Regions from separate parts of the Homo sapiens genome. Here regions 1, 2, 3 and 4 are each linked to region 5. Evidence: chromatin loops called from intact Hi-C (ENCODE). Cell type or tissue: IMR-90. All regions are shown on one strand.

What was found. Peaks named below come from ENCODE experiments on the same cell type or tissue, not always from the same donor. Only the 100,000 strongest peaks of a DNase experiment are listed, where the experiment ranks them.
Region 1: it touches region 5 in a loop (4-fold over the local background); 35 of 110 quality-filtered maps call a loop at or near these places.
Region 2: it touches region 5 in a loop (4-fold over the local background); 26 of 110 quality-filtered maps call a loop at or near these places.
Region 3: a loop joins it to region 5, with 5 times the contacts of the local background. A loop is called at or near these places in 4 of 110 quality-filtered maps.
Region 4: a loop joins it to region 5, with 3 times the contacts of the local background. A loop is called at or near these places in 24 of 110 quality-filtered maps.

The regions. Positions count from the first base shown.
Region 1 is chr20:10,651,727-10,656,726 of GRCh38, reverse strand. It overlaps JAG1 (jagged canonical Notch ligand 1), which reads left to right. Exons shown (of 26, transcript NM_000214.3): 5 at 269-329; 6 at 4,129-4,259; 7 at 4,477-4,596. Among named protein-coding and RNA genes, the nearest start is that of MIR6870, 4.5 kb to the right of the region's middle. In IMR-90, no CTCF peak of the experiment used is centred here; DNase peaks (open chromatin) are centred at 2,886 and 4,846; H3K4me3 peaks cover 711 bases; H3K27ac peaks cover 392 bases.
Region 2 is chr20:10,467,717-10,472,716 of GRCh38, reverse strand. The region is part of intron 2 of SLX4IP (SLX4 interacting protein); the gene reads right to left. Among named protein-coding and RNA genes, the nearest start is that of SLX4IP, 35 kb to the right of the region's middle. In IMR-90, a CTCF peak has its summit at 3,022; a DNase peak (open chromatin) is centred at 2,986.
Region 3 is chr20:10,905,374-10,910,373 of GRCh38, reverse strand. LOC101929413 (a long non-coding RNA gene) reads left to right here and starts at 1,102. Exons shown (of 7, transcript NR_109866.1): 1 at 1,102-1,408. In IMR-90, no CTCF peak of the experiment used is centred here; no DNase peak of the experiment used is centred here; H3K27ac peaks cover 177 bases.
Region 4 is chr20:10,633,069-10,638,068 of GRCh38, reverse strand. It overlaps JAG1 (jagged canonical Notch ligand 1), which reads left to right. Exons shown (of 26, transcript NM_000214.3): 26 at 1-385. Among named protein-coding and RNA genes, the nearest start is that of MIR6870, 14 kb to the left of the region's middle. RefSeq lists enhancers at 1-542, 543-1,339. In IMR-90, no CTCF peak of the experiment used is centred here; DNase peaks (open chromatin) are centred at 928, 1,468 and 2,748; H3K27ac peaks cover 2,134 bases.
Region 5 is chr20:10,556,100-10,561,099 of GRCh38, reverse strand. It overlaps SLX4IP (SLX4 interacting protein), which reads right to left. Exons shown (of 8, transcript NM_001009608.3): 3 at 4,780-4,869; 4 at 280-400. Among named protein-coding and RNA genes, the nearest start is that of MIR6870, 91 kb to the left of the region's middle. RefSeq lists an enhancer at 1,978-2,357. In IMR-90, a CTCF peak has its summit at 2,158; DNase peaks (open chromatin) are centred at 2,179 and 4,929; H3K4me3 peaks cover 203 bases; H3K27ac peaks cover 761 bases.

The DNA of each region.
Region 1 (5,000 bases), 96 kb before region 5:
TGGACGAAGGTCCCCCTTCCCTCGTCAACTTGTCTGCATTTTGTCCCCAAACAATATCATGTTTTCAGAATCTGCTAACAAGGCCTTGAAGTTTAAAGCTGGTTTTGTTATTTGGGCCCCTCCCATCTTCCTCTCCTTACAAGGGACTTGATATGAGACCTGTTAAAATCGTGGAATTTGCAGACTTTAATGCAATGGGCCATTCTCATGACCGGGGCGATGCAAGGAACAGGCAGTGTGCTGACACGCCCTTCTCTGTTTTTTACAGCTATTTGCCGACAAGGCTGCAGTCCTAAGCATGGGTCTTGCAAACTCCCAGGTGACTGCAGGTAAATCAACTGGTCTTTTGTGAGATTTCTTTTAATTTTCCTTTATGTAAGAGAGGAACTGACTTTATTGTGACTATGCCTCTTTTTTCCTTGGAGAACAAGAAAGCTTTTTTAAAAAAAAAATTCAGATAGACACATCCGAAGCTTATTAAATTATACCAGCTGTCTGGTGGAATGCACACACCACTTCTCTCTTGGAATAAAAAGAAACTCTTTGGGCATAGCCAGTGACTTCATGTATTAACTGTTCTGTAAATTGATAACACATTTTTATAATCTTCCCTTATAGTGCTGATGGGCTAGATGGAGGGATGTGGGCTTGTTTCTTTGCGTCTCTCTCCTCTTCCACCAAGGCTTTCTTCTCCCAGCCCCCTCCCCGACTTTTCCCATCAATAGGCGAAAGTCCAGCATTCTTTAGAATGGGATTAGTCCAATCTCCTGGCCCCTTTGCAGGCGGGAGCTGGGTTGGTGCTGAGAGGTTAATGGCTGCCCTGGAATCTTGTCAGTTGAGCCTGATGAATGTAGACTTTTGCTGCAGTCCTTTGAAGTCTGTTCCTTTATGGTCCAGGAACAATGCGGAAGCCAAAGGGAGGCCTGCCCTGACCACTTCACGATGGCGGGTTTTGGAACTTCTTGAAATTTATATTACGCCCGTTTGGAAAAGGCTTATTTTGGGAAATATTGTTGGTGTCTGTGGTGTTTTTGGCAGTCTTAATGCTTTGCTCTCCCTCCTCCCAAATTTTAAGGAGTAACGCTAAATGGATCCTTTGAGCCTGTCACTTTTGCCCCCAAAGCTACTCTGACATGAGTAAAGGGAATCTTATGAAACATAGTCTAAACCAGTATGTCCCAAACTAATGTTATTTGGGGCTCTTATTAAAACGCAGGTCCTGATTCTATAGGTCTGGGCTGAGCCCAGGTTTCTGCATTTCTAACAAGCTCCCAAGCGATGCTGCTGATGGAACCATCAGCAATCACTGCCCCCAGACCTCAGTACTCAAAGTGTAACTTCCAGAATTAACAAGGGAGCTGTTAAAATGCAGGTTCGTGGGCTCCGTCCCACATCCATAGAATCCTAGTCCTTGGTTTGGCCCAGGAGTCTGCATTTGACAAGCTGGCCACATGACTTTGCTGCTTAGTAAATTTTGAGGCTACTCCTTTAAAGAGAACTATCTGTGGCCTTTACCTTTATGATTCCACCGCTCCGTCTGTTCCCCTCCCATGCAAGGGGGAACATGGAACTAAATTAAGAACTGGTTGTCCCGAATTGTCTCTTCCTACACTTCAGAAAGATAGTTTATTTCCTGGAAGGCTGAGGGGCTTCTCCTGCTGTCTCCCATTGGTGGCGATGGACTGTAGTATTTAACAGCATTGCTGTCCAATGCGGAGCAGGAATCCACCTACCTTAACTCTTCCTAATTAAGGGTGTTCTGGAGAAAGTCCCAATGGCAGTGCTATTAGTGATTCCAAGCCTGCTGCCTGCTCAGATGGATATCAGCGGAGGCCGACTGTGATTTGTGCTGCTGTCATCAGAACACACATACAGCTATACAGGGGAGGGCCCTCCCAGCCAGAACAACAGGCTTTGTTTCCAGAATTTAGCCCTTTCTCTTTCGAAGTCCCACCTCCCTCTCCCTGCCCAGACACGCACTGATGGCCTTATTTACTTAAGGTGCGACTTTCCCACACATCATTTGCATAGTCTCCCAGCCCAGTTTTCCCTCCCTACCTTGAAAGAAAGTCAAAACAGAACCTTCACGCTGAGGAAGTTCAGGTTGTGTCCTGCTGCAGAAATAGTTGAATGGCAAGTTACCTGCAAGTTGTCTTTTGGATTATGTATTACACAGGTTATTTTTTTTTTCACCCCCACATGAGAAAATTTACTGGTTTTTGTTGTTCCCAAGTAGACTGAGTCCCTTTCCCTGGGTATACATGCTTGCTTATTGCAAGCCTGCCAATAATATCAAACTTAATTATGAATCATCATCTGAGGAAAGTCACTTCAATTTCTCATGAGAATCTTAATCATATATTATTAAACTGGGATAACTTGGTTGGTGCCTCTTTTAGGGTCAGTATTTTTATTTGTTTTCTTTTGAAGTCATCCATGGCCTCTTGTGGTTGCTTTTTTATGCTTGGGGATTGAGGTCTCTTTAATTAGGTGAGGTTGGGTCCTCAGCTGCCTCTCCTTGCCTTTATGAGGCAACTTGAAGAGGGCTAGTGATCCTGAATTTGGAAGAGAATAAGGGAAGACGGTGAGAATATTGCCATTTCGTAATCAGTTCCCTCTTACTATCTTTCAGGCTAAGAATATCAGCCTTGACAGAATGGCTACACCCTTACCTCCCACTAACGTGGGTGTCCGCTTTTGAGAAATTATTTAGATTGTAATTTTGTTCTTATCTTACTCCTTTAGTCACTTGTCACGTTGACATTCCATTTTACATAAACCAGAATCCAGTGTCTAACTTTAAACCACACATTCTAGTGATTTCTTTGCATGTGGGTGTGCATAGCTTGGTTTCAGAAGTTAGGAAGTGGTTAGTCAGTATTCTCAGGGGTTAAGTTGACTCTCAGCCGTGGGTGATTAGCTATTAGCTAGATCCCTATAATTTTCCCATGACAAGGATTTGCTAGCCTGCCTCCCGCTCTTGGGAAACCGAAAGCCTTTCCTTCTGGGGAGCTAGAGGGGGCGGGGGTTGTTTTCCAGAGTTACAGCTGAGCAGCTTAGGGGGTTGGCGCTGATCGTGGCTTTTCCCAGGTCCCGTTCTGGAAACATGTTGCCCATCCCACCCGCACCCCACCCTCCACCCTCCACCCTCCACGCTCCACCGGGAGGCTAGTTGATGTTTCTCCCTGCCTTCCCCCACCCTTGTTAAAGCTTGGCTCTTGAGAAGGCAATTAAAGTTTCAGAGGGCTTGAAAATTCAAGGGAGAGTGGTTTGAGACGCTGCCCCCTCTCCCACCCCAGATGAAAGTTGTTGTATTTGTTTTTGTTTTTGCTTGGGGATCAGAGGCACTATTTGGCCCCAAAAGAGTATGATTAATCAAGGTGCTTATATAAAAGAACCTCAACTCCGCCAATACTAGATAAATTAAGCAGACTGCTTTCTTTTTTTTTTCTTTTCTTGGCAAAGCAAGAAATCACTATAAATTAGCACACAGTAATGGGACACAAATTATGGAGTTGGTTCCAAGTGTTGTCATTTCCTTCTCCTTCCCTATAGAAGTGGGTTTAGAGAGCCTACTCTGGCTTTGGCCAAGGGAGGGTGCCCCTTTCTCTCCTTGTTTTTTTAAATAAAGCGTCATCGTGAGGCAGTTTCCTGCTGCACTTGGTGGCTTGTTGCATTTCTGTGCACTGGGGTCATGACTTTCTGTGCAGACAAAGAGCAGAGTGGCAAGTGCAGCGTCTGCAGAGACTTTGGCATAGCTCTCTTGTCACCGAGAGAGTCCTTTCCTCTATAGTCTGTCGCAACTAGGTGCACGGGTTGATTTATTCCATGCCTTCACCTTTGGCTCACTCGTGTGAGCCTGAGAAGAGAGTGGCTTTGTGAAGGGCATCCCCATGCTGGCCTCTTCCCAAACAGCCCTCCTTTTGTCAGGAGTCGGCTGGGAGGGGACCTCAGCTCAACTGTGAAAATGTTTGTTTATACGGAGCCCCTGATGAGCCTTGGGAGTCTACCTTCCTGTCCCCAGAAACAAAACAGAAAAAGCCTGGACTTTGCAGTCTTCCATTTGAATTGTACAGGTGTCTCTTAACGTTCAAAAGGCTAACCTGGAGGTGTGCTGTGTGTCTCCAGGTGCCAGTACGGCTGGCAAGGCCTGTACTGTGATAAGTGCATCCCACACCCGGGATGCGTCCACGGCATCTGTAATGAGCCCTGGCAGTGCCTCTGTGAGACCAACTGGGGCGGCCAGCTCTGTGACAAAGGTATGGCCCTTAGGGATGAGACCCAGGGTGGGATCTGGGGGTGGGATGGCACTAATTTGGTTTCTAATTTTATTGGCAGGGGCTTTTATTCTGAATTCTCCTTGAATGCTGTGTGGGTTTTCTGGTTTTTCTTTTTAAAAGACGACTGGGGCTAGAAACATGGTGGGTTCGCCATCTTCACAGGCGTCTCTTAGTGACTCCAGGATCTTTTTGGCAGATCTCAATTACTGTGGGACTCATCAGCCGTGTCTCAACGGGGGAACTTGTAGCAACACAGGCCCTGACAAATATCAGTGTTCCTGCCCTGAGGGGTATTCAGGACCCAACTGTGAAATTGGTAAGTGGTCCAAGATGAATGAGAGCCCTTTGTCTAATTTTTCTGTACTCAGCTTTTAAAAAATATACTTAAGGACTTGTTTAAGGAAAAAAAAGTGAAAATAGCTTCCAAAGATAGGCCTTATCCCAACCATTCTATAAGCCTTTGTAACTTTCAAGTCTCTAAAGTTTTTTGGGTGATGCTGATTCGTATAGGAGGCAGCGGGAGATGAAATGACCCCAGCTCTGAGATGTCTTGGAATGTGGTTAGAGACAGCTCAGCGAGAAAGATGACTTCCTTTCTTTCCTAGACACAGCAGGGTTCTATCACACGCTTGCTTTTGGTTTTTGAAATATGCTTGCACTAGTGGCTGTGGTGTGGGATTCGGTTGGAGGGGGGTGTGGGGAGGTAACGGTGTGCAGGCA
Region 2 (5,000 bases), 88 kb after region 5:
TATTTAATTAACCCTATTATTTAACAGATGTGTACAAAAGCTCAGAAAGACTCAAGTCACTTCCCAAGGTGCTGGTCAATCTTAAGGCCCTGGTTCAAACCCAGGCCTTTCTGCCTCCAAAGGCCAAATTATTTCCATTATACCATGCACACAAAAATCCCTTAAATAAAAATGTATAGTATTACCAGGCCGGGCATGGTGGTTCACGTCTGTAATCCCAGCACTTTGGGAGTCCAAGGCACGCAGATCACGAGGTCAGGAGATCAAGACCATCCTGGCTAACACTGTGAAACTCTGTCTCTACTAAAAATACAAAAAATTAGCCGGGCGTGGTGGCAGGCGACTGTAGTCCCAGCTACTCGGGAGGCTAAGGCAGGAGAATAGCGTGAACCTGGGAGGCACAGGTTGCAGTAAGCCGAGATCGTGCCACTGCACTCGAGCCTGGGCGACAGAGCCAGACTCCATCTCAAAAAAAAAAAAAAGTATAGTATTACGGAAATGTAGAGTTTGACAGGCCCTTAGAAACTCCCTAATTCAACATCTCATTTAATAGATAAGAAAACTATAATAAACAAATAAGAAAACTACACTAAACAATTTCCAAAGATGGCCACCAACAATCCCTTCCCTCCTCTGGAGGTACGCTGCTCCTTCCATCAAGAGGCAGTTATTTCCTCTCCTCTTGACCTTGTGATTTGCTGCCCAATAGAATACAGTGGAAATAATAGTGTGCCAGTTCCAGAGGTAGCCCTTAGGAAGCTGGCAGCTTCCACTTTCATGTGCTCTGGGGAAGCTAGATGCCATGTTGTAAGGGAGCTCAAGCCAGATTACTGAGTGATGAGACACCTTGTGAAGAGAGAGGGTATCATTGAGAAGAACTAAACATGTGAGTGAAGTCTTCTAGAGCTTTGTAGCCTGGTCAGTAACCAAATGCATCTGAGTGATTGACCCCAGCCAAAGACAAATAAAGCAGAAAAACTGCCCAGCTGGATTTTCTGACCCATTGAAATATGAGAATAGTGGGGCTTCTTTGTCACACAGATACAGATAACGGAAACAAAAGAGGCTAGCTGACTTGCCCCTAGATAGGAATCAATAGCAAGGACTAAAATCTAACAACCCTAACTTCTAATCCTGACCACCTGCCACTGTAGCCCAAAGTATAAACTGATTAACAAATAGTGCACCCAACAGACTGGCTGCCCTATGGCTTTTCCACAACATCCCATTCAGAAACATGTCTGAAAAAAATTACTGGGCTCATCTGGTCATAACCCAGCTATGCTGGGTGCTCTGGTATCTCTTTTTCACTAACCTTTATTTAATGATATTAGTTTGACACATTAATTTCTCACTGCAAACTACCTGAGGTTAGGGATGGGCAATCATCAGCCTCATCTGTGTCTATAGTGCCTAACCCAGGGCCTTGCATGATGAGGATAAATAAAGATTTGCTAATTGAGCCCTCACATATGAAAAGAATTAGACTACTCCTCACTCCCAAGAATTATGAGACCAGGAACAAATAAGTCAAGGCCAAGTCCCTCAAATACCATACAGCATGTCACTGTAAGATAATAAAATAATTACTGACAGCCTAAGACATGCATAAAATGTTATTTTCCCACTTTCACAGCATTATGTCTTTTATATTAATTTGATATCCAAAAGAAACCCTGTAAAACAGACACTGCTGTTAATCCTACCTTATAGCTGAAGAAATAAGATGCTCAAAGGGGTAATAAAATTCACCCAAAGTCATCCAGTTTTCAAAAGTGAAACCACAACATGCATTCAGGAATCCTGATTAAAAGTCTGATATTTTAATTTTCTAGAATCCTTTCCTCAAAGACTTGATGATCTAAATTTCAAGAAGTGCTATCAAAGAACCTAGAGTAAAATGAATAGATTTAGAGAACCACAAAAATTTAGAACCAGACATGATCTCAATACTAATCAGTAACATATGGTGAATTTTTCAGGTAATAAGGATCCGGATGCTAGACCTGGTACATACCTTACCAGAATCTATATAATGCTATTCCACTGTGGAACAAACAGCATGACATTCTTTTTTCACCTCATATTAAACTCGCAAAATATAGCACAAGTGTGTGCATGTGTGTATGTGAGTGTTTAAGGTAACTATTAATAACCTGATTATTTCCAACAGTCTGAAAATCAGTGTTTTTGTCACATGACACTCACATGGGACAAAGTGACACATATAGAGGCCTAGCTTCCTGTATTACTTAATCATGGATATTCCAAGAGCCTACTACTAGAGAAGTATCTCAAAGCACAATTAGCAAACACTATGCATCGTTACATTATTTGGCTAATGACGGCTACGCTGCTGTACGTTTTTGCCATTTCAATGGAATGTCATTTCCATGGAATTCTCTGGGACTGTAAATTGCAAGGACACTCTCAATCGCTACCCCATCCCTCACTTTCTCAACCAAGCATCCCCCAAACTAAGAGTAATAATAACAAAAAGGAAAGGTGAGTCGGATGAGCAGTAATGGTAATAAAACTATGACTTCAAGGATTTCTTTCCAGACTCGACTGGCCCCCTCCAGCCCTTACTGCTGGGACCAGGGCGGAACTGGGGTCCCAAAGCTTTCAAAGGACAAAGAGGATCCTTACTCTCCGACCATCATCTCCAGGTTCCTGAATCTGGAAAGGAAGTACTGAAGAGGCAGTCTTGTGTCACTCTGAGAATGCTTTCCCTGGGGCCACTTTGGATAGTTTTCGTCGTTGGGACTGTCTTCCCTCGGTGTTTGGTGGTGGTACATCCTAGTGAGGAGGACTCTATGACAGAAGCAATCTAAATATACACATTCATAAAAGGCTAGGGATGCAAGTGTGCACATACAACCACCAGGCAAACAAACAGGCATTTAGGATGTCATAGTAACGTGGGCACGAGCCAACGACTGTAAAAGCACTTTAGTTGCTGTGCTTCTTTAGATCACAGCGGGAAGATACTTTATAAAACATTGGAACAATGATGCCCCCTACAGCCCTCAGAGAGAATCCAAGGTGCTTACTGAGTTCATCTATTTGGTAAGAGATCCTGAGTTTACTTTTCTGGTAAGAATTAATTTTTACACTAGAATAAGTAATAAAAACACATGCTTTGTACATATGTTGGAAAAAATTAAAAGTATCAAGGTCTAACACTAAGAAATTATTAAAATAAAATATAATGTCTAGACAATCAAAACCATTATACTGAAACATTTTACTTTTCTGAAGCATATAGAAGCAAATTCTATGGATTGTCATCTTGATTATTAATAGAGATTATTTTCAAAAGAATTATTAAAAATATTTTCAAAGTGGAACTGTGGACTCCTAAAAGGAGAAATAGGTTGAGATGATTTTTTTTTTAAAAAAACAAATATACCACAAATTGAAGATTACAACATTCCCTGACTGGAACTGAAAAAAAGACCAGTAAGAAATAATCCAAAGCTGGAGTGACTTCCCTGTTCTCTATGAGCCAAGACGAAGAAACTTGTCATCTTTGGGACAAGGAAAGTGGGGGGTACTGGGCACTTCAGAAATGCTTTAGACCACACTTGTCCAACTCGCTGCCCAGGATGGCTTTGAATGCAGCCCAACACAAATGTGTAAACTTTCTTAAAACATTATGAGATTTTTTTTGCGATTTTTTTTTAAAGCTATTGTTAGTATAAGTGTATTTTATGTGTGGCCCAAGACAATTCTTCTTCCAGTGTGGCCCAGGGAAGCCAAAAGATTGGACACCCCTGCTTTAGATTATTCAAGGTCTGTGCAGATATGAAAGAAGCATAGGACAGCTCCTTCTTCCCAGGGAATGTGGCTAGGCATAATGTATATAAAAGCAGATGTATATCACCTCAAGATGATGTTCTTAGGAAAGAAAACAAATTGGAAATATATATAAAACATAACATAAACTGCACATAACAGTCAAAAAAACACATAGCAAGAGAGAAATCAATATGGGAAAGGTTTAGATGTGTAACAAAGAAAAAGCAAGTCATTCACTGGTCAAGCTTGGAAAAAGCTGAAGGGTGTGGACCAAGGAAGAAAAGGTGAGAGATAGCAAACAGAGGGAAAACCACAGAAAAGCCAGATGACTGCAGGAAATGCAAATGCATTAGTTTCACAGGAATAAGTGGGCCACGTTCCCCAGTTCCAAGATGAAAACAAACATGGGTCCAAGTTAAAAAGGAAGGGGAGAGTAATTATCAGAATGCCTTACGTCTAGCTGGAGAGTTCAGATTAGATCCATTTAAACAAAAGGAATTACCCTGATCACCTAAGCAAGGAAGTAACATGATGAATATGATGTTAAGAAAACATTACCCTGGCACTTGTCTAGATGAACTGGAATGGTAAGAGAAGAGAGGCACAGAGGTCCTCAGAGATTAACATGGACATAAAAACAAGGACAATAAAGGCTTGAATTTCTAAGAGGAGTAAATTCAAGATGCTCTGCAGAGCAGGAATGCGTTTAGTAAGTGACTAAAGAATGAAGGACGAGACATCATTTGGCAAGCCCAGGGTGTGTGGAGGCAGCATCAGAGACTTTCAAAGCAAAAATCAGCTTAGATGAAAGCCATGATAAACTCAGTTCTTTGTTTGAAGTTTTAGGGATCAATGTAGGCAGAAACTTCTTGGAGGCAGGTGGAAAGTTGAGACTAAAAAGGAGGATAAGAAGCCAGAGCTGTATTTACACATTTTTAGTCATCCAAAAAAAGAACAGACTAGTTTATCTATTATCACATGAGGAAAGGACTGGGAAAATGAAGCCTAGAAAACTGGGTGTCTGGCCAGAAAGGCAGAGAGAACTCTTAGAAAAAAAAAATTAATTTCAAGTCCAAGAACTTTGTTTCAAAGTCATCAACACTCAGAGCAGATGCCTTACAGAGTGAGAAGGTATCTAAAAGCTCTAAGCCTGAGATAAAACTCATTGGGTGACTGCTGGTGTGAAAACTTTTACTAAT
Region 3 (5,000 bases), 350 kb before region 5:
TCAGCTTATGAAATGTAAATTTCTTCATTCCTCTTTAACTTAGGGGTCGCTTTAACCTAGAGAAGTCACACTACTTTCCCCCTTTTTAATTTTTTTTCTTTAGAAGAGAAGGGATGCAATCTGTAAAAACTGAAATGGAAAGACTCATGACACCCAAGTCACTTTTTTTAAAAGAACATTCCCACAGGTGCTATAGTCAGTAATTTAGTCTCTAAATTGCAGCTTTCTCTTCTGTAAGCTGAAGATTGATTTATATTTATGGAGTGCTTACTGTAACTACTAGATACACTAGGTATACATATAACAGACAGTAATATGCCTGTCTCATATGATGATTGTGAAGACTTTTAATAAGCTATCTCACATACAGCACAGAGCACAGAGCAGTAGTGAGTGAGTATACAGAAATGTCAATCATCACTGATAATTATCATCATGAATCATGGTGAGACTTAAGAGGTCTAAGGACTGAGAATTAATGTCTCTATTATGGTTAATAAAGTGATTGAGAGCCCAAGTTTTAGAGCCTAGTATGCTTTGACTCCAAGCTCCATTCCACTATTTCCACATATGTAACTTTTAGTAAGTTATTTAAGCTCTTTAAGCCTCAGTGTCCTCATCTGTAAAATGGAGTTAATAAAGCATTTACCTCAAAGCATTGCTATAAGAGTTGTGCTTATATATGTGTACTTAGCACAGTGTTTTACATATCAATATATGCTTTACAGATCATTATATGGTATTATTAATTATTAATATTACCTGCTTATTTAATGTATTTTTATTTTAAAGATATAAAATTGGCCCAAAGCACAAATGTATACCTACTCCTTCACATACCTTAAAAATACAGATTATTTTCATAATCAGTTGGTTTGATAATAAACATATTCTTCAGTCCTTGGAAATGTTTCAACCAAAGTGTCACCAACTCATATAAGAGTTGAACATGAAGAGAGCAATCAAGCAGAGAAACTAAGCCTGGGAGAACATTGCATGGTGCATTAATCAAGGACAGCAATCTTTGCAGTTGTAACAAACAGCCCCACATCATAGTGGCTTAACACAAAGTATAGTTACTTACTGCCCACGTTATAGTTCAGTGCAGGTCTGCAGGAAGGGCCTGCCTCCACTCATGCAGGTACCTGGGATCACCTGTCCATTGGCTACACTGCCCTTTAGGGCCTCCAAATCCCCAGCTGAATTATTCCCATCCATCTAGTAGGAAAGGAAAAAAGAATGTTGAAGGATCATGCAAAATGTTTTAGGGGCCAGTCCTGGACGTAAAATATGTTACATTGGCTAGAATGCTGTTACACATTGCCACCTATTTCAAGAGATGCTGAGATTTGGAGTCTTCTTGGGTGCCCAGAGATTTGAGTATCACCTAGCACTGTTTCTGCTTCAGGTGAGTAGAAGGAGCTCACTTTACATCCATCAACCTGATTTAAATAACTAAACAAACAGCTACAAGCTTCAATGAAAATGCCTTACCCAGACGGAGTATTTCATCCTTGCAAAAGGTGCTCCCATAATATATGGTCCAACCTAGAACAATTTTAAGAGAGAAACAAAGTGGTTAAGAGTGGTAATAAATCTAAATGATATTTTGAAATTTTAAAAATTAATTATTGATTTTAATTTGTTGGTGGAACTATAAAATAGTTCTAGTCAAAACTATTTTTGAAAAATAATATTTTTTAATCAACATAGAATATATCCATATATATTAAAATTATTTTAAATACAATGTTTATTATATGAACATTAAAAATAACGTAAGCAAAACAGTTTTTCTTGGTATATATTTATATATATTAATTGGGGTTTTTTTAGCCACATGGGACTCATACCATATTACTGGTATTTTAATATGTCTTCAATATTATTATTTTTCTTATTTTTATAAAATGCCTGAGATCTTTTCAAAATCACATGATTAAAGTATGTGAATTTCTCTATTGTTTTAAAGAAAAAATATCCCTTGACATTGGCTGTGATACCTACCAACCTGGTAATATGTCTTCAATATTATCTTATTATTTTTCTTATTTTTATAAAATACCTGAGATCTTTTCAAAATCGCATGATTAAAGTATGTGAATTTCTCTATTGTTTTAAAGAAAAAATATCCCTTGACATTGGCTGTGATACCTACCAAGCTCACAGTAAGTTTTGCTAAATGAATATTGTACAAGTCAGTTCAAGCTTATATAACAAAACACCACAGATTGGGTATTATTTCTTATAATTCTAGAGACTGAGAAGTCCAAGATCAAGGTGCTAGTGGATTCAGTTTCTCATGAAGGCTCTCTTTCTGGTTTATAGACAGCCACTTCTTGCTGTGTCCAAAGGGAGAGAGGAAGAGAAAGCTCCCTTCCTTTGGGTCAGAGCTCCACTCTTATGACCTCATTTAACTTTTATTACCTCCGAAAAGTTCTATCTCTAAATACAGTGACACTGTGGGGTAGAGCTTCAAAATATAAATCTGGGGAACACACAACTCAATCCATAGCAATGCTATTATTCTTTACTAAAATATAAAAATGTTGTTTCAGCCCTAAAATATGTACTGTATATGTACTGACTTTTTGCCTGTCCTCAGAGTGCTTGTATTAGGCAAATATTTTACAAGCAAAACTTATCAAAAAAAACTTTATGATACTTTTGAATGTTTCGCTAAACATAAATGTAACAGAATCACAGACCTTCTCAATTTTATTTTATTTCAGTATATGCAATGCAACTTTATTCTGTTAAAAACAGGAGGTCTATCAATAGTTTCTTACCACAAGGTGAGTTTTTCCATAGCATAATTATAGACTTTCAAATGGAAATTGTACACGCCATTTGAGCTTTCACTGTTTAATATGTATATTGTGTAGAAATAAATTTGAATATCTTCCTGCCTGCAAGCTTTGTTGTCAACAATTGCAGGTCCCTAAGAGTTTCAACTGCTGACTTCTTGACACTTAGTCCATTGAATACTTTGATTTAAATATTCCCAACTGATTTTGAGCAAGAAGCTCATTTACAAAAATATAGTTTTTCTTTGTCAGAGTGAACTTCTAAAACCTTTACTTAAATTCCATGAACTAGGTGAGAAAAAAAACCATTCAACCCATTAATGGAGCCACCTTAACTAATCTCTTTGAAGCATGCCTTGCGAGCATCATACAGTCAGCCTCAGGAGAACCATGGCATAACTGGTTGGAAACTGAATGTCCAATAGGGACAGAGCCTTGAGCTCTTCTCCCACCACTATATCCAGAAAAAGTTACCCAACAGTAGCTACTTCTGCCTGACTACACAATGCATGCTTCCCTTGAAAGGGATATGTTGATTTTGATGCATCTGGAAAGAGTTAGGAAGAGAAAAATGGATCATCTCTGTTTCTTTTCAGATTTGACCACTTGTTGAAATGAAAACTCTGTTTATTTCATGTGCGTCTCACTCACTTTTAGGCAAGGTCATGGAAGAAGTGAAAGCACAATGCAGAGGTCTTCCAAGTCTATCCCAGGTTATTTTAACACAAATACTGATAATAATTTTTCACTTAAGGGGAAATATCTTGGACAAATGCTAACCTGGATAGATAACAGGACAAAAGATGTAGAGCTGAATGTCCCAGACAAACTAGTACATACAGTTGATATGGTCACTCTACCTTTGTACCCCTTCCCAATTAATGCCTTAGAGGTTTCTGCATGAAAATCAAAAAGTGTATCTATCATCCAGGCATTCCAAATGGGATCTTTTTTGCACACAGCATCTGCTATGTCCTGATGAAAACTCAGTTGCTTCACGAGGGCTTTGCTAGTCATTCTCTGTCCTCTTCCTGTGATCTTTTAGATTCCAAGTGGATAGCGGAGGACACAGCACAAACTGGACAAACTGGCTAAAATTACCCAGAGCCCTCTAGTGTGGAAAAATACAGCAGAGAGGGCGAAAAAATCATTTTTAACACTCAAAAAGCAAGGGGGTGCTGGGTGTGATGGCAGGGGTGTGGGTGGGGGCCATGGTGGTCCTGAGCATAGGATCTCAGTTATGCTGCTTTAATCCCCACCTATATTCCTAATGCACTTTGGGATTCCACTGGCAAAGCTACCATTGACCTGTACACCAAATCTTAATTTTAAAGACAAGGAGATACACTCCCTGCATGTAATCCCCAAAGCTCAAAACAGCTAGTTTTAGAACAAATTAATAAAATTCAGCTTTCCACCCCAGATGGCAAACCCCAGTATTATTTATTTCAAGAGCTAGTTGAGACTGAAAAGATAAACAGGCTGAAGAAAGAGAAATAAAGCAAACAGGCAGTTTTGTTATAGTTTACATCTGCAATTCTATCCCTGAAATATCTCTTCTAGCAGCTTTCCAAGATAGATTATTGTCTGCACTTAATCAAGACATTTCTTTTTTTTTTTTTAAACTGTCACCAGGAAACTAAGACATTACACCAAATCATTCATTTACCTATTCATTCACTCTCAAATGTTCATTCAACACACATTTGTCAAACACTTTCAGAAACAAATGCTACCTCAGGTTCCACAAAGCCACAGTACTTCCCAGAAGAAGAAAACAAAATTTGTTAAGGTTGTGGGGTGTTTCTTAGATACAGTCGTGGGGATATTCACAATATTTAACAATCATTGCAGCATGGGCTCCAGTCAATCAGAATGACAGCCCTGCCACATAACCAATAAGGAAGGATAAAGCTTATGGATACAATGTGGCCACTGAAACAGCCCTGGAGCAAACCCAATTCCTGAGAATGGTAAAGACAGATCTTAGTGAATAACACTTCTAAATGCTGTGAAAGCAAAAGTAGGTTGAGCCTTAGTGTCAAAGTTATCATGCCTTATTTTCAAAAGAACCAAAAGGAAAAACTGTTTAGAATAGACACATCTCCCTTCATTTCCTTGTGTCAATTCGAGGTGAAAACTTGAGAAGTTAGTGGATGCCACTTATATATAAACATGGTACATGTCCCTTCC
Region 4 (5,000 bases), 77 kb before region 5:
TGTTATATGAACATACAAATGCATCTTTGATGTGTTGTTCTTGGCAATAAATTTTGAAAAGTAATATTTATTAAATTTTTTTGTATGAAAACATGGAACAGTGTGGCCTCTTCTGAGCTTACGTAGTTCTACCGGCTTTGCCATGTGCTTCTGCCACCCTGCTGAGTCTGTTCTGGTAATCGGGGTATAATAGGCTCTGCCTGACAGAGGGATGGAGGAAGAACTGAAAGGCTTTTCAACCACAAAACTCATCTGGAGTTCTCAAAGACCTGGGGCTGCTGTGAAGCTGGAACTGCGGGAGCCCCATCTAGGGGAGCCTTGATTCCCTTGTTATTCAACAGCAAGTGTGAATACTGCTTGAATAAACACCACTGGATTAATGGCCTGTAGTGTCGAGGTGAATTGTTTGTGAGCAATCAGGGGAACTGGCCACAGCACTGAAAGGGTTTTAAAGGGTTTGGAATTGGTGTTGGGAAACGAGCAGGGAGATTTAATGTCTGCCTCTTTTTTTTCCCTGGCTACTTAGATTCATATTAATGTCCTGTTGTAAGGGTGTGGTCTGAAATGACTCTTGTGCACATTTACCCATGGGGTGGTTTCCTCACGGCACAGGAGGTGGTAGTTGCAAGCTTCTGGTGTTCGGGCTCATCACTCATCACCTTGTTCCCAGGGAATGAGTGTTCTGGCCTCACCATGCAGCCTTGGAGTGCTGGTGTTCTGGTCTTCTGTGAGGTTCCAGAGTTGGGCTGTCCCCACCTGTCACGGGCAGGAGAACTCTGGTTCTCTCACTTGTGGCTGGTGGAGGCCCTGCCCCCGCATCGCGTGGTGGGGTGTGGGAGAAGCTTTGCCTCTGGCACCTCTGCGGAAGGAATAAGCTGTGGTAACAAGCACATGGACAGCTTCCAGCAGCCGTGCAGAGTCACCAGGACTCTGCTTCTGGCTAGGAAAGCCAAAGCTCACCCTTCTCAGAGCCATCCCCCAGCACTTCAACATTCAGGCCTGTCCACCCACGTCCGGTTTTCATACAACTGGCACAGCAGACTTTGAATGGAGGAAAAGCTGATGGGGATGTTTTTCTTTGTTCTCGGGGAAACATTTTTTCTTCTAGGCTTGGAGTTGTGCTAAGGAACATCTTAAGAATGAAAGATGAGCTTTAAGTGTCCTGGGATCCTTGTGCATGAGCAGAGGCCATCGAGGGATTTGGGATTGTGACAACCCTAAGAGGGCCAACACTGTTTTGGCTCATTGGGGAGGTGGCCTGAAGGACCCGGACAGCGAAGAGTTGAGGTTTCCATGACATCTCCCTGCCCTAGCGTAGCTCCGCTTTCTCACCAATGTCTGCCAGTAGACAGCTGGGTTTCCACAAGGTGGGGTCAAAGGGAGGGAGAAATCTAGATCCTACTAGCCAGGAGACAGTCATTTCGCAGCAGTGGAGTCAAACACTATCCTGAAGCAAAACCTTGTTCTGGTGGTTTGTAAACTTGGATTCTGCAGGACCCCAGAATTCCTTGGGTAGCTGCCAGATGCTTTTGTGCCAAGAAAAAAAAAAAAAAAAGTTGAATGAGTCTCTGCAATTCTTTATTCCAGGAGGGAAGGGATCTTGGGATTCATGGGTGTTGTCTTAACTCACCTTCTGTCTGGGACACCCCTGGTATTGGGAGGGCATAGATCAGCCTCCTCTGGATGTGGCTCAGTGCCAGGACTTTAATTGTGAAGGGTGGATTTTCCCCTTCCTTCAGGAAGAAGGAAGCAGGCAATGGTGCTCTGGTTATCCTGGGGTTAGGAAAGTTGAGAGGAAGGGACTCAGTGCCTTTACCATTCATTCCCCAGGAACGCCCTGGGCTCTCTTTAAAGGGGCCCTGGAAGAAAAAATTTTCAGTCCAGAAACTTGGCTAACTAGAACTCTAGCATTAGAATATCCCATGAAACTCCAGGAAAGAACACTTAAAGCTGGTGTTTTTTTAGGATGGGAAGCTCTGTCCTGAGATTCTATACTTCCATGATGTAGAATTTGAATAGAAAGTGGAGGGGGAGGATGTATCTTAATTGACTAAAAGCCAAAGGAGACTCAGTGGTGATTTGCGAGAGGGTTTACAGTTTGAAGATGCAGATTTCCAGGACTGGTCCATGACCCTATTAGACCAGATGCACCAGAAGTGGAGCCTGGGAATTTGAATTTTTGACAAGCTCGCTCTTCCTCCCCGACTCATGCACTCTAAAAATTGGGAGCAACTCTGCTAAAGTGCTACAGTACCAGCTCTTAACTAATTATAATGTTTTTCTTCCTTGTTAAACTGAATTAAATAGCCTGGAAGCCAGTTTGTTGCTAAATTGCCACCTGACATCATTTTTAAGTAAAATGATTACACCGCCCCTTGAGCAAGATGTGGTCTAAGTGCTTCATGCCTATTAGCTGATCTGAGGGGTCAGTGAGTCAAAATGAACTTATTCTGTAATATTTCTTAGGTAGCAAGGAGCAAAATGGGCCAGAGCGTGGGTTTCCCACCTTTCCAAATGGCTTACACCTGTCTGCTCCAAAGTGAGCAAAGGTGCAGCAAAAAACCAGTTGCCTTTAAAGGAAAAAAAAAGTTCTACAGGCCTTTCGGGCTTTGAAACTTGGGCTGAGCAATGCTCCACCATTTCCGTTTCGACTGTGGGTCTCTTTCTTGCCTCTACTGGGAATGAGAAACAGGAGTTCAGAGGTTCCTGGTCTGGGAAGACATACAACAAGCACATGGGTTATGGGAAGCCTCCTCCTGCTAATGTGTATTTATACTTTGTAAGCTCTGATTCATCCAAGCATTGGAACAGAAATCTGCTTCCTGAGGTTCTGTTTTTAAATAGATAGTTTGCAAAAACAACAATTATTTTTCTTAACATTTTTTTTCCACCCCACAAGCAGCTAAACATCCCAGCTCAGGGTATGTCAGTCTCCAGCAATGCCAACAAACAGCTTGGTTATCTGAGCTAGAAGGGTGCCCTGAGGCAGTTCTCTACAGTTCTGGCCCCAGAAGTCTTAAAAACAAAGTTTAGAAACCATTAGGGCAATCTTGTTGCATCACTTCAAATCCACGAGGTATTTCGGGGTCTATTAAAAATAACGAATTTCCGTTTGCGAACCATTGCCTTCCAATGGCTGTTAAAATAAAACTAAGAGCAGGTTGGGGGGAGTGATGCTTGTAGGGCCGCCGTGGTATCGCTGCCTGGCAGCCGAGGAGCCTAAACCCTGCCCGGCAGCCTCTGAGATCATGTCAAAAGGGTGCGGCTCTCTTGCTTTGGACATATATTCTACCTGTATTACTTGCTCTTGCATGCTGGGCACAACCTTCCTGGCTTAGAGTGTGTTTCTTTCAAGTCCAAGACAGCTTTTACAAGTCTCAAATTATGTATCATTATGCCTGGGTCCAGTATTAACCTGTGATACGCAAGTCAGGAAAATTAACCTGGAGAATAAAGGCTCTTAAATCCAGTAAGAACCTTGAATTGAGGTCTGCCTGCTGCCTTTTCCAACCCACCCGCACTGCAAATATCCACACCAGGGCACCCAAGGGTTGAGTTATCCAGAAAGCAAACGCAGATGCCAGCAACATGAAAGTAACAGCTTTGTTTTAAAGAGAAGCTCTCTTGGCAGGGCTGGTGGTGCTCATCGGTGATCCTCGGGGGAAATACAAGTTTGCAGCTGGCTTCCTAATCACTACTCAGTCAACCAAACAGGTTCGCCCCCTCTGTTCTGCACCTGAAGAGTGAAAAGCTGTTTTAGTTCACCCTTGCTGAGATATGTGCAGTTGAAATACCTTTATCATAGATGTTACATGTGAAACACCTTTATCACAGGATGTTAATGCAATCAAGGACCTTATCCATCAAAGGATCCAACCCCCACTACTTTCCCAGAAGAGGAAACTGAGGCCCAGAGAGGTTCAAGGACTTGTCTGAAGTTATACAGAGTTAGCAATAGCCAGAACTAGAACTCTGGGCTCCTGCTTCTTGGGCTGCTGTGTTTTCTGCCTCTTCTGGGAATTTGCGAGGTTTATGCCGGCATCCTGCCCTTAGTGTGATTTTAAAAGGTAAAACCTTGGGAGATCAGCACTTCACAAAAATGGATGCAAAGTCTCAAGGGAGGTCACAGGAAGCGACTGCTACGACAGTGTCGCCAATCTGAACTGGTTCTGCCTAGAAAGTGACATCTGTATAAACCCAGGAGCAATAGGTGTTTTCTGCATCAAAGGAAGATTAAGCCCTGCTCCTTTGTAGGCTGTTCCTTTGTTCTTGGGAAGTTTCTGATTTCCCTTTTAGTTTTTGCTTCATAGAATTAAAATGAGTTGCAGGAAAAGAGGTTCAGAAAGGAAATCAACAGCCTCACTAGGTCTTATTGCTGCCTGTGTGTGTGCACGCATATGCACACATGCACATTTTACAGGTGTTTTCAGAACCACACTGCTGCTCACCGGGGCTGAGATGCAGGTGCCAGGGTCCTCGCCAGTGTCAGGTGATTGCAATTATCATTAGGCCTCATCCCACGTTCTCTAACCACTCCCACTCCCCCTGGCAGCTTCCTTCCAGGTTATCACCACAAAAACACCTGAGCATTTAACAGGACTAAAATCCAGATCGCTTGAATGTGATGAAGTTCGCCACGTCCAGTGTGCGGTTGGGCCAGTTCAGACACACCTGAGAGTTCCTGGAACTGCCTGTGGGCAGCTCTGCTTCCTCCACCTGACATCCCCAAAAGGCTACTCCTCCACAACCTGTTTGTCGTGTCAGGGTAGGCCAGAAGTACATTCTATGTAGAAGTTTCCTCTGCGCCCAGGCACCCACACTGAGTGACTTGGAAAAACCCCATCCCCAAGACAGAAACATAAACCCTCCAAGTTCAGGACATGAACAATCAGATACCCTCAGGGGCTCTCTCTGGCTTTGCAGTGATGTTACTTTAGAAGAATTTTTAAAGAATTCAAGGCATAAAGCAGAAAGGAAGAGCGCAAACGTGACATGTCCTA
Region 5 (5,000 bases):
AAAATAAAAAAACCTTAAAAATAAAAAACAATCCTTTAAACAATTTACAGTTTCCTTAGGAATGTTTTATTTGCTATTTTTATACATTTTGCCTACCATTAAAAGTCCTGAGGGCTCTTCAGTTAATTTTCTTTACCCAAACAAAGTATCTTCATTAGGACATATTTTTAAAATGTATCACTATACTAACATGACAGTCAGAGTCAAACATAATTGCCATCTCTACGGAGCAGAAATTCTATTTATTTTTTGTCCAAAATCAAAGTGCTCTGTGCCTACCTTTTAAGGACAAGGGATTGGATCTTGTGAATTCTGCATTTGATGGCCTGTGCTGTTTGCGAACTTCCAAGTACTCCTGAACTCTTGAATCAATGGTTTCTTTTAACAGTAAACAGACTTCCTAAAGCAAATAAAAAATTAGATATAACCTTCAAATTTAATGCAAAAAAATTAACATATATATTAAAAAGTTAACAATGAACATTTCATTTCATTTTGCTTTTTAATTTAGCTGTGAATGTTGAAAGGAATGTCATATGTGCTCATGAATAACACCGCAAATTTAAATTTGCTACTGAAGTTTGCTCGAAACCATGATGTTGGCTCACTGTGTGATCTGGGAAAGTCATTTCATTTCTTTCTGCCTCAGTTTCATATTTCTAAAAGAAAGATAAAAATATTTCAGTGTAAACATCAGGGCAAGGAGGTAATAAGTATGGTAAAGAATGCTTTCATATAAGTATCAATCAGTTGTACTGTGACAAATAGAAGAAATAAGTCAAGAAGAGCCAACACTGGCTGGCATCAAGGGCCCCAGGGAAACACCCAGTGTGGCCAGGGGACTGTAGACAGGGATGGGGCCAGGAGTAAGGGCATATTCATCCACTGCTGGTGCAACGGCATGGGGAACCCACACCACAGCCCAGTCAACAGCAAGCAGCCCCCCATGGTTTTAGGGGACTGTTTCATGTTTATAGGCACAGTGTTGCTAGATCTTTGTTCAAAAGGAGTCAGAAACAGTAATTTTTATATAAACTATCCCATTTTTCAAACTTGGTCTAAAAATTTTTAAAAATCTAAACACCATCATTCATTAGTTTCTGGTCTTGGGTTTACAAATCTACTCAAGAAGGAAACTGTTGAGCAGTGAGTTAAGCAGAGAACTGGAAATCACTAATCCTATTTTCTTCTACGCTCTTGTTGATGATACTGTATATGCCTTTGTTTTTGTAAAAACGTACTACACTCATGTACTAACAGTGAAAATAATATAATTTCTCTAAAGTAGATTAACATTTATTAGGCGACAGAAACACATGGTTTTAATTCAATTTCAGTATTCCTTATCACTAGTAAGTTTCAGGATAGGTCAATTGTTTTATTGTTTTGGTGTTATTTATAATAAAGGTAAACAAAAATTTAAGCCCAACACAATGGGAAGATACTCTTTGCAGTTGTTTCCTGCACTAACAGGAAATTGTGACCTAATGTAGAAAAAGAGAGTAAAATCATACACAAATCTAAATTTCTTAATTTAGATTAAGAACTGATGTATAAGAACTGATGATTCCTGTTTAATTCCCAAAGACTGCAGAAAACTCAGAGTTGCCCAGGTCACCTCAAACCTGTTTTGCTGGTTTCTTGCAATGTCATCTCAGGTTGATCTCTTAGAATCTTCACAAATTAAAACAACAAAATTTTTAGCTGTTCTAAAGAGCAATGATAGCAAAACTTTTCCTTTATTAAAAACACTTGTACTCCTCAAACAATATAGAAAACCCTTGATTTAACTCATGAGTGTGAGTTTCTAGATAAAGTACAAACACTGGTTTCCTCTCTCCTGCTTTTCATGTTGCAGCCTAAAGATGCAGTGCCTCATGGAATACAGAGATATCCCTTTACAGTTGAGTGTTTCGGCATTGTTCACACAACAAAAAGGCAGCCTTGCCGCCTCATAGGTTTTTTTTTTTTTAAAAAACAATTAAAGAATTTTGCTTCACATGCAGAGTTCAACTATGACTGGGCTAGAAAATATGTGAAAGACATACATGGAAACAAGGATTGCTAAAATTTGGCTATAAATGCCCTATAAGGCTAAAACTAAAAATAGCATGACAAAAATAAAGCAAAGGCTCATACACACAAACTTTCTCCCTCTAGCTGTGGGGCTTTCCTTCTGTGAGTCAGTTTGACGAATGCAAGGTAGACCAAGTGCAGTGTGATAGACACCAGTAACCGACCACACCACACGTCATGAAGCTTTCTCTTCAGAACCACAACAATGCAAGAAAAGAAAACTTCTCAGCTACCTTTGAGGGGCAGATAAGAAGAACAAGTTAAAATCAGTGCTCAAGACAGAGATGCAGAGGGCATCTCTAGGCTAACGGGCTGTGCTCGCTTCCTCGAGTTGACACATGGAACAGTTTGACTTCAACTGTTTGGGTACAAAGACTACTCGTGCTGCACTCAAAATAAACATATGTTAATACATGTAATTAGTTCTTTTTTCTAAAAAGGAACTGGATATTCTTAGGCTTTCACTGTATAAAATGACTGTTAAAATGGAATCAAATTGGTTGCTCATAAAATCCCAATCATGAGAGGATCTAAGGATAAAGAAGATGAAAGCCTGGGGACACTGAACCTAAGCTAAAGTCATAGCCTTTCTTCAACTAGCTTTTCTCCTTTCTTACGCACACACAAATGATCCCAGAGGAATTTTAACATCAGCGAATTGTTTTTTTTTTTTTTTTTTTTTGAGACAGGGTCTCACTCTGCCACCCATGGTGGAGTTCAGTGGCATGATCACAACTCTCACTGCAGCCTTAACCTCCTGGGCTCAAGTGATCCCCCCACCTCAGCCTCCAGAGTAGCTGGGATTCCAGACACAAGCCACCACATCTGGCTAATTTTTATACTTTTTATAGAGATGGGGGTTCACCATGTTGCCCAGGCTGGTCTTGAACTCCTAGACTCAGGCAATCCGCCTGCCTTGGGCTCCCAAAGTGCTGGGATTACAGGTGTGTGTCACTGCACCTGGCCAATATACATTTTAAAAGGGCAAATTAAAGAAGCAGCAGCAAACCGACCATTTGGTTTTGAGAGGCAAGCTCAGCCTGCTACAGCGACCTGCCCCTTGCAGCTGCCAGTGCAGCACTGCTCTGCAGGTCCTGTCATGCACTGCACAGCTTTGCTAAGTCATGCCCTGCTGCCCTCAAGTAGGTACTATGAGCATCCACGCAGCTGCATGTGGCTCCTAAAAAAACAAAAACCTAGCCTCACGCTTTGGCTATGAGGTGATTCACACACCCAGGGCTTTATTCTAAAGCATTCCAAATTAACTGAATCTTGGGCAAAACGGACTCAATATTAACAAGAAAGGTCTAAGGCCGATAAAGGTCTAAGGTGGCAAAGCCGAAAGGGAATGGAGAACAGGCCTGGAATGGTGGATTCCATAACATTGTTAATTTAAGTCAAGTCAGAAGATTTTGGGGTGAGGTCCCCTTGGGTGACTATTGGTCACTTTGGGGAAACGAGTGAACAGTTTTGAATCACAGCAACATGCGTTAGTAAGCTAGGAGTGGAATTATATGAAGGTAAGTGGCAGTAGGAGATGTTGATTGACTTGCTAAATATTTAAAAGTCCTGAAGAGAAGAGTCCACAGTTATTTACCTGAATGATAAATCCCACCATACAGAACCTTGTGCCTTCCTTTTCTCAGCTTTAGGTCACCAGGTATTCTTTGCAAAATAATGACAGCAAAGTCTTGATAATATTATCCTTTGAATGAAAATGTATTATCCTATAAAATCTTTTTTGGGGGGTGGGGATCTTTTTTCTAGTGAGCTCCAAAAGCTAATTAAAAGCAATTATCACAGAAAAGGGTGGCTTTTTGTTTTTTCACCACTGTCAATAGTTTCTTCGCCATATACTATATTTTAACAAATCTGATTTTTATTTCTCAGTCTAAAAAGCAACTGTGGTAAATGGACATCACGGATAATGATATTTTTAAAGGTGTGTAAAAGCCACAAGCTGGTTACTCCTGCTCTCTGGTGAGCAGGGATCAGAGAAGGAGGCAAAGCAATGGTGAGAGCTCAGTGCAGCTTGTAAGCCTCCACCACAAGCAGCACTTGGGTGGGATTGTTGAAACTTAGAACCAGGAGTGAATTTGGCATCTAGGCAAACCTCTTCACTTTCAGATGAGGAGGCTGAGGCTCAGTGAAGTCCAGCATCATGCTCTGCTAAGCCCCCGGCTACTGGCTTTCCTGACTGACCATTGTGAGAAGGAACACCGTCAAGTATTTCCTGACTTGTCAAAGGCTCATGATAATACAAGGATGATAGAAAATAAAAGCTGAGGCTTTAAGATGGGTGTGAAGGTTCAGCCTTGTGTTAACTGCCACACCTGCTTCAGGTGCTCAGGCCATCCTTCACAACCAGTCAGGTTAAAATCCCTGATTACTGAAATAGTCACTTTAACTTCTTCTTCTTCTTCTCCTCTTTTTGAATATATAGAAATCCTTCCCCCAAAACAAAGAGGTATAAAATGTCTGGTTTAAATAATACAGTATCATATGAAGTTTATGAATGTGTCAGTTTCTGAAGGAAAAAAAAAGTGGGTGCATATGTGTCTGTCATTGGGAATACAATTGTTTTTCAAGGATTAAATACGCAACATTTTTTTCCCACTAACAGAAATGAAAGCTGGAAAGAGCTGATATTTCTTATAGCAGCAGCAGCTACTTGCAATTAAATAGTAGAAAGTTTTGTTGTACCTCTTTCTTCTGTTCAGAAAACCAGCTTGTATCTTTGTTTGAACCTTGTGGCAAGATATGAAGATCCACGAGGACAGCAAAATTCCCACACTGAAAGACATTAATGGCAGAGTCAGTGTCTGTGCGGCTCATGCCCAGCAAACAATGAGAGAAAATCTCACAAATTCCTATGTGGTTGCTCATGATGAAATGGCAACAAAGTTCACTACTAGACAGAACTT